Linked DNA regions of Homo sapiens: region 1 is linked to region 2. The links are chromatin contacts, found by Hi-C in ENCODE. All regions are on one chromosome and are shown on one strand. The core of a region is the stretch at or near the end of the contact, and the rest is flanking DNA. Distances in the headings are between cores, read along the strand shown.

What was found. Hi-C counts contacts between places; a loop is a spot of excess contacts on that map. Pooled maps may share reads with other maps.
Region 1: a map of esophagus muscularis mucosa shows a loop between it and region 2 (2.7-fold over the local background). The contact joins the promoter of LINC01797 here to the promoter of LINC01829 in region 2. A Hi-C loop is called at or near these places in 5 of 168 maps with a recorded cell type or tissue (Calu3, esophagus muscularis mucosa, prostate gland and 2 more) and 5 of 50 pooled maps.

The regions. Positions count from the first base shown.
Region 1 is chr2:66,698,001-66,704,893 of GRCh38, reverse strand. It overlaps LINC01797 (long intergenic non-protein coding RNA 1797), which reads left to right and starts at 1,667. Exons shown (of 3, transcript NR_110265.1): 1 at 1,667-1,776; 2 at 4,786-4,983.
Region 2 is chr2:67,211,932-67,219,578 of GRCh38, reverse strand. LINC01829 (long intergenic non-protein coding RNA 1829) reads left to right here and starts at 4,260. Exons shown (of 8, transcript NR_038844.1): 1 at 4,260-4,351. All of the region lies in intron 1 of LINC01828 (long intergenic non-protein coding RNA 1828), which reads right to left. It overlaps LOC101927661 (a long non-coding RNA gene), which reads right to left and starts at 6,171. Exons shown (of 4, transcript NR_110568.1): 1 at 6,084-6,171.

The DNA.
Region 1 (6,893 bases), core at 418-2,917, 510 kb after region 2:
TTAAAAAAAAAGTGTCTTTTGAACTGAGCCATGCAAGATAAATGTACTTTTGCTACATGGAAATTGAAAGGAAGGGCATTCCTGATAGAGAGAGCACAGCACAGTCAAAAGTCTGGAGAAATAAAAGAACATCATATGTATAATTTTTTGCTGCTAGAGTGGAAATTGCTTAGAGGGTCATGGTGGAAAATGACTCTGGAAAGGGCAGTTGGAGGAAAATAATGAAAGCCTTTTCCTGATTCAATAGTTCGACCTGAGGGCAATAGGGAGTCTTAAAGATTTTTAAGCAGGAAATTATCATGTTTATTATTTATTTTATTCTGTAATCCAGAGGGGCTGGATTATGGAAGGAGGAGCCTCACTGCAGAAACAGCAGCCTGAAGGCTATTTTAATAGTTCTGTCAAACATTACCAACAATCTGAACTAGACAACCTTATAAAATAAATAATATTTTAGACTCCATTTTACAGATGAAAAAAAATCAAGGCGCAGAGGAGTAAAGTAACTTGTCCAGCACTGCACAGCTGGTAAACAGGGAAGTCAGGGTTCAAACCCAGGTGGTCAGACTGTAATGCCTCCTGCACAGGTCACTTCTCTGCCAGGTTGGATAATAATCATGACAGGTGAAAAAAGGTAGGTAGTTAGAGAGCCTTAAGTTCGGACTACAGAATCGAGGGTACTCCCTCCCATTAAACATCACATGGATCACAGAGTAGAGACATGGCAGCTAGAGAATCAGTGAGTTCCGTTTCAGACATGTGGTCCAGAAGGTCTTTGAGAGACAGGCCCAGATGCCAGAGAGCTATTGAAAATGCCAAGGCTAGGCTCAGGAGAGTAGGGGCGGGAGAAAATCAACTGGCCATGGAAGATCACCACTACATAGACACCCTCCCACCCAAGACACTCATCCTGAAGATGCAGAACCTGAGGCTATGGAGAGGCAGCTCAGAAGACAGCCCTCTGCAGCCAAAACCACTTTCAAATTCTGGGCTTCCATGTGTGTTCTGGATTAAGTTTCTTTACTTTTCAAATCGGAGGGTTTTTTTCATTTATAAGATTGAGACTATAGAGTAGTACATCACTTACCACTTGTAAAGACAAAAATTAATATATATCTTAAGTTCCTAGTACATTGCTTACCAAAAGTAAGTGCTTGATAAACGATACATAATGATTATTATCATTATTGTTATCATTTCAGAGATTTGTCAAAAATGAGGCTCTAGTGTAGGTGTAACACACTGGGCTCCCAGCCCAATTACTTTCTTGGCAATTTTTTTCCATAAAATGTTCTTAATTACCTGGAATTATCACTAACTTTTCAACCGAGGAAAAGAAAAAAAGAAGCCCCTTTTGAGGAACATGAATTAGCATTTTTTAAAAATCTATTCTCTATTAGCCAAAAAGAATAACCTAGAGAAATCAGATTACAATTAGATATACATGTATACAATAAAATACAAAACATTGCTCGGAAACAAATCGAGTGACACATTTTCCTGGAGTCTGAAATGACCCAGACGAATCTGTGGTGTGACTCATTGCATCTAAAGAAGAATCAGGCAGTGATTCTGTCAAGTGTGATAGAAAGGACCTTCTCAGCCATGGTCATCTTGCCCAGGATTTTCCATGGTGACATTATCTGTGGTCACAATGGGTACATCCCCCAAGAAGGGTGGTCTTCCAGGAGTCACTGAAAATTTCAAGAAGTGAAAATCCAACAGAAAATATTTGAACCCAGGAATAAAATAGAAGCCTGGAAGACTGAAGGATATGTAAGCATTTATTTGTCACTTTGTCATTCCTCCTTTAGAGGTATTTTTCTTGGGGATTCAATGTGGTCAGTAAGAATACAGTTATACAGTCAAAAACTTTGGGACTGAAAAATTACAGTAGAGAAGACTTTCTAGTAAAATGACTTCAGTTCATATCACTGATATACACACACACACACAGGTCAAAACACAAACACACTTAAGAAAAAAAGACATTGGAAATAAATTAAATTTATTGTTTAACTTGATTGCCTTTAAGATAATACATTTGGTAAGGATGTGAATATAAGCAACGTGGAAAAAATAAAATAAACGAAGAGGAAGCAGTGCCAATCTCATCCATTAGAAATAAGGGGAGATGTTTCAAGGCAAAATTCCTCCTTCTGCACTAAGGATTCTTGGTCTTTTGAGTTCAGTTCTCTGAACAGGGCTGCAGAGCCTCAGACTCCGCTAGTTCTCCCTCCTTTCAAGCCCCTATCTCTGCCCCTGCTTATCTGAATATATAGGCCTGCCCTTTGCTCAGATTTATGGGTCCAGCAAGGGCTGTGTGTATTTACTGTGTTCTGACCTGAAGACCCCAGGCTGAAGGAGAAGAGGAGGAAACTGGGACCCATTCCATAAACAGAGACAGATCTGAGGGGGAGGTAAAAGGCTTTGCTAGCACTTAACATTTTTAACTATTTGGCCAAAGCTTACGAATTACCGATTAGATTAGAGTACAAGAAAAACGAAAGACGTCGGTGGAGATATGGAGAGAGTAAATTGTATATTTTTGCTCTAGGCTAGTTGCTTGGAGGCTCTGGGTTTGGGGGTGGGGGTGTGGTTAAATTTAATATGAAAGGTCAGAAAGAAAATTGATAAGTCAGTTACAGAGGGAGTTATAAAATGCTTTGGGAAGACAAAAATGAGGATATAAACAACATTTAATAAGTTGGAAAATTTCTCCAACCACAAGTTAAGCTCCTTGTGTGAAGCAAGATTCGTTGCATTTTTTAAACTGTAATTGGTTATAGAAGAAAAATCCCCTGCTCTATGTTTAAATGAGAACACATTGCCATAGACGACCAAAAGCCAATAATTAAGGGTTTAAATATTTTTCTTAGAGCCTGGTGACCCACTTGAAAGCATCTGTTTTCAAACAGGGCTGCTTTGTAAATGGGCCACCAGTATGTAAAGCAACTGGTCCATCTGTAAGGTGCATGCACCAGTTCAAATGGGAAATAAAAAGCACTTACATCTTGAGCAGTGCTTAGCACCCCAAAATGAATCCGTCTTCCTCAGGGCCATATGTTTGTGTACCAGCAAAATGTGAAAGCACCACTTTTATTTGGAGCCATTCTCAAATGATCTACTTACTGGAAAAACTTGAGTTCATGTGGGAAAACCCTTACCTACCAACTGACTACATCAGAAATAATCTAGCATCATATGTAAAGTCTACAATATTCAATAGAGAACTCAAAAACAAAGCAACTAGGATAAGACAGTAAGTGAATCCTCCACAAATCAATTTACATTACAATGGAGCAAAAACGTGTAATATACATGGCTGAGGCTGTGATTAGAAAATTTGTGAAATATCATCAAATTGCTTCTTTTTACTCATTTCAATATAAAGCAACTGTGTTCCCATGATGTCATCTGTTAAAGCTATAATGATCTACTACGGTGATGATATTGTGTGACTGGAACATTTTGTTTCAACTAAAATATGTTGTGGATAATAAAGAGTGTTATTACAGTCCATTCTAAGTGGACCTGTGTGACTTAGATTGAATTAATAATTGCATGAGAAAATACATGTGCTTCACATTGTGTGTGGCACTTTAGAAATGTTAACCTGTTTATTTATATTATTATTAAAGTCATTTGTCAGAAAATCAAAAGTAAAATTAATTCTATAACTGAACTTTTAAAAAATGTATAATACAAAAAGCATATAAATGCATTTTCTTTTCCATTTATGTGTGCTATTTTATGCAGAAAATTAAACATAAAATTCTGAGCAGTCAAGTTAAAGAAGGCATTTGATTATTACATCAGTATAAGCTGACTACGGAACAGTGGAAACTTGGGCAAAAAATGATGAATGGGAAAGAGCTATCCTAACAAGGTTGCATTTCTAAAGTAAAATGAAATATGTGACATAGTATTCTAGAAAACTAATATCTTTACTGCTATCTCTTTTGAACTTTTCCTCTAAAATAGTAAAACTTCTGCTTTGTAAATAATGCATGCTCAAAACAGATGCAACTGCATGCAGACTGTTTAGAAGAATTTTTGGAGCTATTACATCGTAGCTAAAATGCTTCCCTGTGTCATTTCTGTTGAGATCCATTTGCCAGTGAAATAATTTTTTTTTTTTTAAATGGTGTGGATCATAGCAGCAATGGGTTCAGATGTAACCGTTTCAGAGCAGAGGTCTAGCTCAGTATGCCAGAAAAAAAAAAAAGAAAAAAGAAAAGAAAAGAAAAGAAAAGAAAACCCACCACAAAGAACATTGAGATGAATGGCTCTATTTTATGAGCCATAAAAGTTTTATCCATCTTGACACTGAAACAGGTTTAGGCAGTGAGTTGACACGCCTTAAATAAATAAGTGGAATTAATTCCCCAGCCCTTGAAACAATAGCAGCATGCATGTAGCACGGAGAAATGCCCCATTGTTTCCCTGTGGCTGCCTGATATTGATATTATTTGTGTTTTTCTGTGCTGCTTCCTCAGGGGCCTGGTTGATCCACTTCAGATTCATCCCCTGTTTTATTAGAGGTTGAAAAAGGTTCAAGACCTGGTTGTACCACAGCTCCCACCGACAGCTAAGGAACCAGTTTGGCGTCTGGTTTGTCTGTTGTTTTACTGCTGACCTTCAAATCAACTTTAACCCCTGACCTCTGGAGGCATCTATCATGACAAGAGGCTGTTTAACACAAATGGTGCCCATTTATAGGGGAAGAGACTCTGAAGATTTCCTTTTTATGAAGAATTTAGTTTTTCACCCCTCTTTTCTCAGTCACCACAGGTGAAATCCCTCTCAGCAGCTGGCTTATGAAATAATGTGAAGGGAGGCCTTAATGAGCAGAACGCACCCTCAGCTGGAGATAAATATATGCAAATGAGATGCACAAACAAAGAAGCCTGGACAGAGAAATATCTGCAATTCCAGCAAAATGCTGCCTGCAGCTCGAAGATGAACAGCTTTGATAAAATGGTAACAAAAAGCACCTTTTTATCCTCCAGCGTGTTTTACATTGCAATAGACCATTGTCATTGCAACCCAGTGGAGCATGCAGAGGTTTTCTGCACTGTTTCAGAAAACTGTTTAAACATTTGTTTTAAGGCATTCATGAAATATAATCAATGAACTGCTTCTTTGTTGTTGTTGTGATTTTTTTTTTTCCCTGAGTGTGTTTTAGATGTTACTGTAGTTATTTTACCTGTTGGTCTTTTCGTGGTTTAATGTTGCTGGCTTGCTGTGCTAGTTCATGTTTTGGTGACTGTTTCTTCCACTAGTGAGAATGATTTTTTTTTTTTTTTTTACATTTCAATGGAAAGAGATTTCAAGTTAATAACTAGTAAGAATCGGCTTTGAGCAGCACCCGAACAACTCGTTTTAATGATGGCAATCAAGTGTGAGAGCTAATTCAGAGACAGGCATGTTAACATGCTGATTTTAATAAGCTTTAAAAAGGCAATCTCTAACTTTTAAAAGTCTCTTTTTAATTTAATTGTTCTTGGTTCATATGATGCCAAAACAAACAAAACCATTAAAATATGTTTTCAATATGTATCCACGGTGTTATCTGATGATGTTCTAAATTAGCATCATGTTGGTAAAATAATGATTTGATAAGCTTTAAAAATGGAAAAGCTGGAATTATTGACCTAGTTAGAGGAAAAAGCAACATTTTTTCCTAAAAATGAACAAAGCCCCAGCCCCAAGATCTCAAACCAGAGAAAGGCTGGGCTCACGACATGTAAATTGCTGCTTTTGAGCATGTGTATTATGTTTAAGTAAATTGTCAAAGCAGCTAAGGTGAGAGAAGAAACACTATGTGCTTCACATGTGTCAAAATACTATCACTCTAAAAGCTCAGCAATATTTGGTTCTTTCATTTATAACGCAACCCTAGCATTCTGCAGCAAGAGATGTACAAGGACCTTTACATTTCCTTTACCTAAATTATTTCATCTTGGTAGCTAGGATTGGAGTGGAGACATTCTTCTGAGTACTGTGTAGCTTTCACATTTTATGTGCATTTCATCAGGCAAATGTCAAATTTGCTAATAACAAGAAAATCTCATCATTTTTAATCATGCCACTCCTGTTGCATGGGGTGGGGTGTGGGGTGGGGGATGGACGCAAGCAGGGGGCGGAGGAGGAAGCGTAAAAGCATTGAGCAGTCTGACCAAAGAGAAGAAGGAGAAAAATGCTGTTTGGATTTTTAAATGACACATGCTTGGTTATCTCAATGCCTGTATCAGTGCATCATTAAATTCAGAATTTCAGGAGTTAATAGAAAGTTGGTTATATTAGGGATGCTTTTTCAAACCCAGCTTCGAAGCAGCATAATTATGTTCAACTGCTGTTGTTTGGAAAGGGCAAACAGCATCTTAGGCACAGAACAATGAAATTACAGCTGAGATTTAGGTTAGCAAAAGCCGTCTTCTCTAGGCTTTTATGATTCATTATTTCCCATTAAATACAGTATTGGAAGTGTACACTAGATAGCTCATGGTTGCTGCTCTCGGAGCACATTATCTATATTACACAGGTCTGGGGAGCAGAATTAGAAAACTTTGGGGGAATGAGCAATATGTGTTTGCTGATAGAAGTACCATATGGCTCATCTTCTTCAATTGCTTTCATTGCGACTCTGATGCTGGAGAAATTAAAGTTTTATTTGATGTGGCACAGCTTAATGAACTGTCTTCTGTTAGGAAAATTGAATATGTTTCCTGTTATTTGAGCACAGAGCCTCCATGGTTTGGCTGATGAGGGATGCATTATGTATTGTTTATTTAGCATTTTGAAAACAAAAGCAAGATATTGAAGGTAAAATTGATTACTGCTGGATTGCATTATATGATCAAGTTTTCTCCCTTTAAATTTCCCTTTAC
Region 2 (7,647 bases), core at 3,011-5,510:
AAATTTTAGATACTTTCTCAGGGGTGGAGGCAGGGACATGAATATTTTCTAACACCTTTTCAGCAGATTCTGATACCCATTTTTTTCCCACCCACCATGAGAACTACCAGGCTGGTATATTAATTCCACCTGTCTATGATTTGACCTCACCCCATAGCTAGCATAGTATAGCCTCAGGCCACAGTAAGCTATAGTTGGGCACTGGCTGCCTCCGTTAGGCAGGGCTGCCACCCTTGACGTCCCCATCATGGGTCAGCATATGTTTTTACACTAGGTCTACTGCCCTCCTGAATGTAATTAAATCTGTTGTTGAGTTTCCAACCTGAGCTAGAAGGGATCCTGTCCTAGTGCTACTCTTTAGTTGTTTCCATCCTGGCCCTTACCCAGCCATGGCTGTCTCTACAGGGTGAGGAGTTCTTGGGGACAAGTGGACTTGCCTGTCAAGCAGCCACCATCCCTTTTGGCCCAGTGCGTCCCAAACTTTAATGTGCTTATATGAAACACCTGAGGATCCTGCCAAAGTGTAGATTCTAATTCAGTGGGTAGGTCCAGCGTGGGTCTGAGAGTCTGAAGTTTTAACAGACCCCTGGTGCTGTGGACTACACTTTAAGCGTCAAAGCATTATATCCTGCTCCAGGTACCCAGGCTCCTGGAAGTCCCTGAGCAGAGGATGCCAAGCTTACATGGTTCTCCCTGGGTCTCTCCTGAAGACAGACTGTGATGCCAGTGTGCACTCTTCTAGACTTGAGTGGTGGCCAAGGGGGTACTTGGAGTGGAGGCCTTGTGGGCACAGGTTAGATGAGTGAGGTGTTTGAGTTACAGAATACATCCAGAGGGCAGAAGAGAAATGGGGATCATGGGATTGACTTGGTTTGGGATCAGAGGCCACACACAAACCAACTCACTCCACGTTACCATATTTTAACACAGCATTCGAAGTAGTCCAAGAATTTTAAGTTAAAAATTGTCCTTTTCAGTTGTTAATTTACATAGGAGGATAGAATTTTACTTTAACCATTTTTTAGCTTGACTATATATATTTTTAAACATAAAAACATAAAATATGTGGGCCTTCATTTCTTGCTGCAGGCCCCAAAATTGTTAAAAGTGCTACTGTTGTAGGCACTTGATTATGTAACCACCCTTTACCTCTCATCTAGGCCATTTTGAGTATAAACATCACATGACAGAAGTTCAGACTTTTTACTTGGATAGTTCTTTTGCATCTGCATGTGCTTCTTTCCTATGTTATTTGAATTCACTTGCCTCTCGTGGACCTTTTAATATGCAGCTCAGGATTTTTTGAGACCATGAATATGTATACTGGACTATGTAATACTGAATTCTTTGGGATATGGAGCAGTCACGGTTTCTTCTGGTTAAGAATGTTTGCAAATGTGACTCCACAGTTGAATAACAATGAAACCCACCCAGTTAAAAAGGCTGGCTTGCAATGTTGTTTGGCTTGTTTTTGTTGTTGTTTTTCTTAACCCATTTTCCTATTCTATTAGCATAGCATAGTTTTACAAGTCCCTGGTCAAAAGTCAAATCTTAGCTGTACCACTGATAAGCTATTGAATTCTAACTTTTCCAGGCCTCAATACATTTTTGCCTCTAAAGTAGAGATAATAATGTCATCTCATAGGGTGATAAAGAGGATGAAAGGATATAATAAACATAAAAATATTTGGAATGGTGTCTGATACATAATAATCACTCAAATAATGTTTTCTATTATTCACATTTCATCTTGTTATTGAAGCTGCCTAAATGTTCTGTCATCCCATTGATTTTTCTCTTCTTCAGAGTCCTTCATCTTCCATCATCACTTTGCTATTTAACTTTTGCTTGTTGTCTTAGTCTGTGTCTGCTGTTATAACAGAACACCACAGACTGGGTAATTTATGAAGAAAAGAAACTTATTTGGCTCATGGTTCTGGAGGCTGGGAAGTCCAAGAACATGACACCAGCTTCTGGGAAGGGTCATCCTAAGGCAGATGGCATCATATTGTGAGTGTATGTGAGACAGAGAGGGAAGTTGGCTGAACTCATCTTTTTTTTTTTTTTTTAAATCAGAAATCCACTCCTGCAATAACTAACCCAGACCTGTGATAGCAGCATTAACCCCTTCATGAAGGCAGTGCCATCATGGCCTAATCACTTCTTAAAGGCCCACCTCTTCATACTATTACAATGGCAATTAAATCTCAAAATGAGTTTTGGAGGGGGCATTCAAACCATAGCATTTATATTCCATTTTTCTTTATTAGTTTAATGTGTATGGATTTAAGAAAACTTTTCAAGAAAAACGGAAAAAGGAAATGGCTCAAAGAAAAAAGGGGTTGGAGTCACCAGATAGCAAGAGTTAGAGAAGAGAAATCACTCAATTTGCTGAGCAGGCATAGAGATTAAAGTACTGAGTATCATCTGGAAGAACTTGGTGGGAAGGCTGGCATGCTTCTCCCATTGAGGGAGGGGGCAGGGTTACTTGAATTCAGTTAAGAGCTTCCTAGGCTTATCAGGGATAGGCTTATCTCTTTGTTCCTCCCTCCCCCCACCCTCATCCTGCCATTTCACCCAACCTTGGTAAACAATCTGAACATGACTATTATAAGGCTACACCCAGACAACAGTAATTGACAAAGGGATCATTAAGGAAAAAATAGGATTAGAGTGAAGGCTTTTGAAAAAGCATTAATTTGTATCCTGCATTCTCACTCACTGACAACTCTGTTAACTAATAAGAAAGGAAAATCTCAAGTCAGTTCCTTCCTACACTGTCACCCTTGTCTTTTCTCTCATTTGCTTAAGGTATCAAGTAGAGTCAACTTCAGCTGGAAATAGTGTAGGGCTTATTCTAGGCCACAACATGGGAGCAAAACAACCAGAGATTTAGCCAAATCCTAATTTATTTACCCCATTCTGACAGAGAGAAATGTTTGTTTATTTCTGAGGCTGTGCTATGATGTGCAGTTCAAGTGCTCTGACACTTTAACGCACCATGCAAGGTTAGCAGCCTGTTCACCCTTTATTAATTTGTTGGTGAATATATTTGGATTTTCACTTCATGCCAATAAATGCAAGAAGGGATGCAGTTTTGACATTGTTTCTTTACCCTTACACTCCATGTAAACCAAAAGTTGTCTATCTGGCAGCTTAGTGGCTATATGTAAAGCCCCTGTTTACTTAATCTGAAGGTCCGTTTCATTTCTGCTTGGTTTGCAAAATAAATGAAATGAACGAGTGTGTCAGAATTAGAATTGTGAGAGTCTGAAAAAGACATTTGGGTCACTGAGTGACTAAAAGCACTCTCTGTTTACATGTTTCTTCAGTTTCTGTCGCTGCAGCTGTGTCACAGCTTATAACAACTAATCCCTTTTTATTTACATTTTACTTTATTTTGTATTAAAGGCACTATTAAGCCACGTCTTCCAAATGTGTCTGAGGTTTCATAACTATCTTAATAGTGTATACACATTACAGTTATGGCAGAGAACTTCCTCCAAGTCTGGGTTTTGTTAAGAGTGACTTTAAGAATAATAGTTTATAGGACAATTAAAACGTGTTAATCTATATTTGAAAACTTGATCTGGTTAAAAATCGGTTCCCCGTCCGCTTATATTTGCCAGTTTTCTACATCATGTAGCTGGGGTTTTCCTGAGAGGTGGAAAGAGTGGGTTGTGGGAAGAGATGGCTGGAGAAAGCCTGGGAGCTAAGCTGATTTTAGGCCTTTGGGCTGAGGTCCTGTTAACATAACCTATGTTCTGCTTCAGGGGAAAATGACGCACGGAAGGTTGGAAATGGGGTTTGAGCGAGCACACTTTTCATGCTCAACAAAGCCTAACATCATTTTACTATACGATTTGAGTTATGTGCATGCTTTTAATAAACTGATCCTCACAAAAAATAAATAGATTTGTTCTGCTTAAACTGGCATACAAAGGGCTCAGAGGAAAAAAACTCTTTAACAAACACCTCTTGGGGATTGGAAGGTAACTTCACACTCCAGCTTCACGTTGGGAACGTGTGATAACAATTTGACAGGAAGTAAGTGGATTCTGTCCCAAGCCTTGGGAATAGACTTGACCCTGAGCATAATGTGTGAGTCTGAGGCCAAGAGCTTCCCGCCCAGCAGGGGGTAGCCAAGCGCCGATGACTGGGCAGGAATTCAACCCCATAGGTTCCCATCTCTTCCCACCGCCCGTCAGCAACACAGCTCTCCCTTTCTAGAAACAGGGTTTCCCCTCCAGGCTTGGATTCTTAAATCTAAAAAGAGCCTCTCACCTGAGGCCTTCACCTGAGAGCTGGAGCCTGTGCGATGGATTATCTGGACAGGGACCCCAATGAACAGGTGGAAAAGTACATTTATCTGCCTAAGGCTTGGAATGAAAATTGGGGGTGGGGTGGGTAGAGGCAGATTTTACTCTTCTTCAGATTCTTTTCTCTGTCTCCCAGTGGGCACAGGCTGAGCCTTGCGGGGATAGAAGAGAGATAGAGAGGTTAGGCCCTGGTTCTCTGTGTAGGGTGGTATGCATGTGTGTGTGGAGGGATATGGGTGTGAGTGTGCTGTGTATATGTGTGGAAAGCGTGTGTGTAGGTGTGTTAGAAGCGTGTGTGGGTGAATATGTGTGTGGGGTGGTGGGGAGTGTGTGTGTGGGGGTGAATATGTGTGTGTGGGGTGGTGGGGAGTGTGTGTATGGGTGTGTGTGGGGGAATGTGGGTGTGTGGATGTGTGTGTGGGTAGGGAGTGTGTGTGTATGGGGTTGTGTATATGTGGGGGAAATGTGTGTATGGGTGTGTGGGTATGTATGTGTTTACGGTGAATATGTGTGTGAGGAGAGTAAGTGCATGTATGAGTATGTGTGTCTGTATGTGGGTATATGTGTGGGGTATGTGTGTGTGGGGTTTGTGTTTTGGGGGGGTGTATGTGGGTGTGTATATGTGGGTATGTATGTGGGGTGTGTGGGTGTGTATGTGTCGGGGGGAAGTATGTGGGTACGTGTGGGGGGATGTATGTGCGTATGTGTGTGGGGTGTGTGGATGTGGGTGTGTGTGTCTGTGGGTGTGTGTATATGTGGGTATGTGTGTGGGGTGTGTGTGGGAAGTGTGTGTATGTATGTAAGGTGTATGTGGGTGTGGGTGTATTTGGATGTGTATGTGTGTGGGGTTTTGGATGTGTATGGGTGTGGGGGGAGTATGTGCATGTGGAGGGGTGTGTGTGTGGTGTGCATATATGTGTTGGGGAAGTATGTATATGTATGTGTTTATGTGGGTATGTATGTGTGGGGAGTTATACGTGTGTGTGGAGGGGTGTATGTGGGTGTGTATATGTGTGTATGGGAGAAGTATATGTGGGTGTGTATGTAAGTCGGGTATGTGTGGGGAGTGTGTGTATGTATGTGGGGGTATATGTGTGTGTGGTGTGTATGTATGTTGGTGGGTGTGTATGTGTATGGAGTGTATATGTGGGTGTGTATGTGTGTGGGGTATGTGTATGTGTGTGGGGAAAGTGTGGATGTGACTGTGGGTGTGTATGTGTGTGTAGGGGGAGTGTGTGTATGATGTGTGTGTGGCTGTGTGTGTGTATGGGGGAAGTATGTGTTTATGTGGGTGTGTATGTGAGTGGAGTGTGTAGGGAGTGTGTGTATGTATGTGGGGTGTGTGTATGTGGGTGTGTATGTGTGTATCTGTGGGTGTTTATGTTTGTGGGGTGTGTGTATATGTGGGTATGTGTGTGTGTGTGTGTCTGTGGGTGTTTATGTGTGTGGGGTGTGTATGTGTGGGGGTGTATGTGGGGGGACCTGTGGGTGTGTGGGTGGTGTCAGGGGAGCCTGGATGGAGCCCCAGGACAGCCTGCTGAGGGTGGAAGCCTGGATGGCAGATGCTCAGGTCTGACTGCTGGGCTGCAGGGAAGAAAGAAATGCCAAGCTGAACTCGCAGGTAGGGAGGAGGAGAGGTGGGACAGTGACAGGTCACTAAAGAAAAAGCATTCTGAGAAAAGCCTGTGCTCCTTACGGTATGCTGCAGGGGCTGAGCCTGCGTCCCTGCTGACACCCTCTGGGAACCCCCATCGCAAGCCTCACCTTGTTGCTTCTCACTGGGGCCGTTTTCGGTTGGCGCTGCTTCTCTTTGTTCTGTTGTCCCCCAGTGCAGTGAACCCTTACATTATGGGTTTCTCTTGTAGTTCTAACCTCTAATACTCAACCATTACATCTTATCTCGTCTTCTAAATTACTCTAAAATCCAATTATAAAACCCTCTCTCCTTCAAGAGCACACAACTTGCCACATTACTGAAATGCTGGGCTGCTCTTTTGTTTTTCTAAATTAATAATAACTATACCATTTTCCGTCTGCTCTTACCATGGGACTCTTTTATATCACCACATAAAATGCATATTATGATTCTTTTTGCTTCTTTTCTGGGCTGCAAAAAAGCGAAGGATGATTTTCCAAATATTCATAAAAGATCTGTCAGTTGGTTTTTAGTGTAAAAACATTTGAAACTACAATCCTTAAAGAAGAAAGCATCTTAATATTTATCAGTTAAAATTTCACTATTGCTTTCTTTTGTATGGGCAAAATAGAAGTCTATCATTTTTAAGGTTTTAAGAGATTTGAATGAATTTTATGTGTTAGTTAAAATTTTTATGGATTGAAAACGCTTAGTTTCACTAAGATTTCAAAAGCACAAACGATTTTTAAAATCTAGGTCCCCTCGTGAGTTTCTTGAATTTACAGGAGGGCAGTGACTATTCTTAAATATAGATTCAACTTCTATAAGTTATCAAAATATTTCAGGAAGAGAGAACATGCCCAGAACATATAAGAAAAAGCTTTAACAGTATCAGGAATATCCTCAAACACTTTTTCTGACAAAAGGTTAGTCGTGGTTTTCAATGCTAGAAAATTGCTCTTAGGAAAATATGGTTAAGTTCAAATTTGATATTAGAAAAAGAAATTTGACTTGTTTTAGTATTTTATAATCACAGGCATGTAATTGAATGGTGATTGCTTTTCTTGCAAATTCTTACTTTGGTCATGTGGAAAAAGTATATTTGATATACCTAAGGCATCTGATTATGCAGTAACAAAATATGCTTGCTCTGTGATTAGTAAAAATATGTGTATGGCTAATCAGCCACTCTGCTTTCAACTTCACGAGCTTCAGCAGTGTTCAGTGGAGCTCTTCATTGTACCATCTGTATTTATGAATGATTCTTTCTCATGCTCAGATTTTAGCTGCTTAGGTTAAATATATTATAAAATGTAGGAAAGATTGGAAAAGTCCTAAATTACAAATTAAATTTCATTGAAACATTTAAATAATAACAACCTAGCTAAGTATTTTGTGTAGTTTTTGTGCCCTGAAGTTAAATCTCTATCCCCTTAAATATTAAATACAGGAGAGGCCAGTTGTTTCTTTAATAAATTAGTTATATTTAAGGGTTTTCAGAGGCCAAAGTGAAGGCCAAGGGAGAAGACAGCGTGCAACTGAAGCAGCACTACTTGCAATTTATAGGCTAAATGGATGAACCAGAAGGACATGCTAATCACCAAATAACATCATCAAATACAAAATATAGGAACATGATTATCATGAGCAACAACTCAGGGAAAAATGGACATCAGGAACAAGAAAATTATA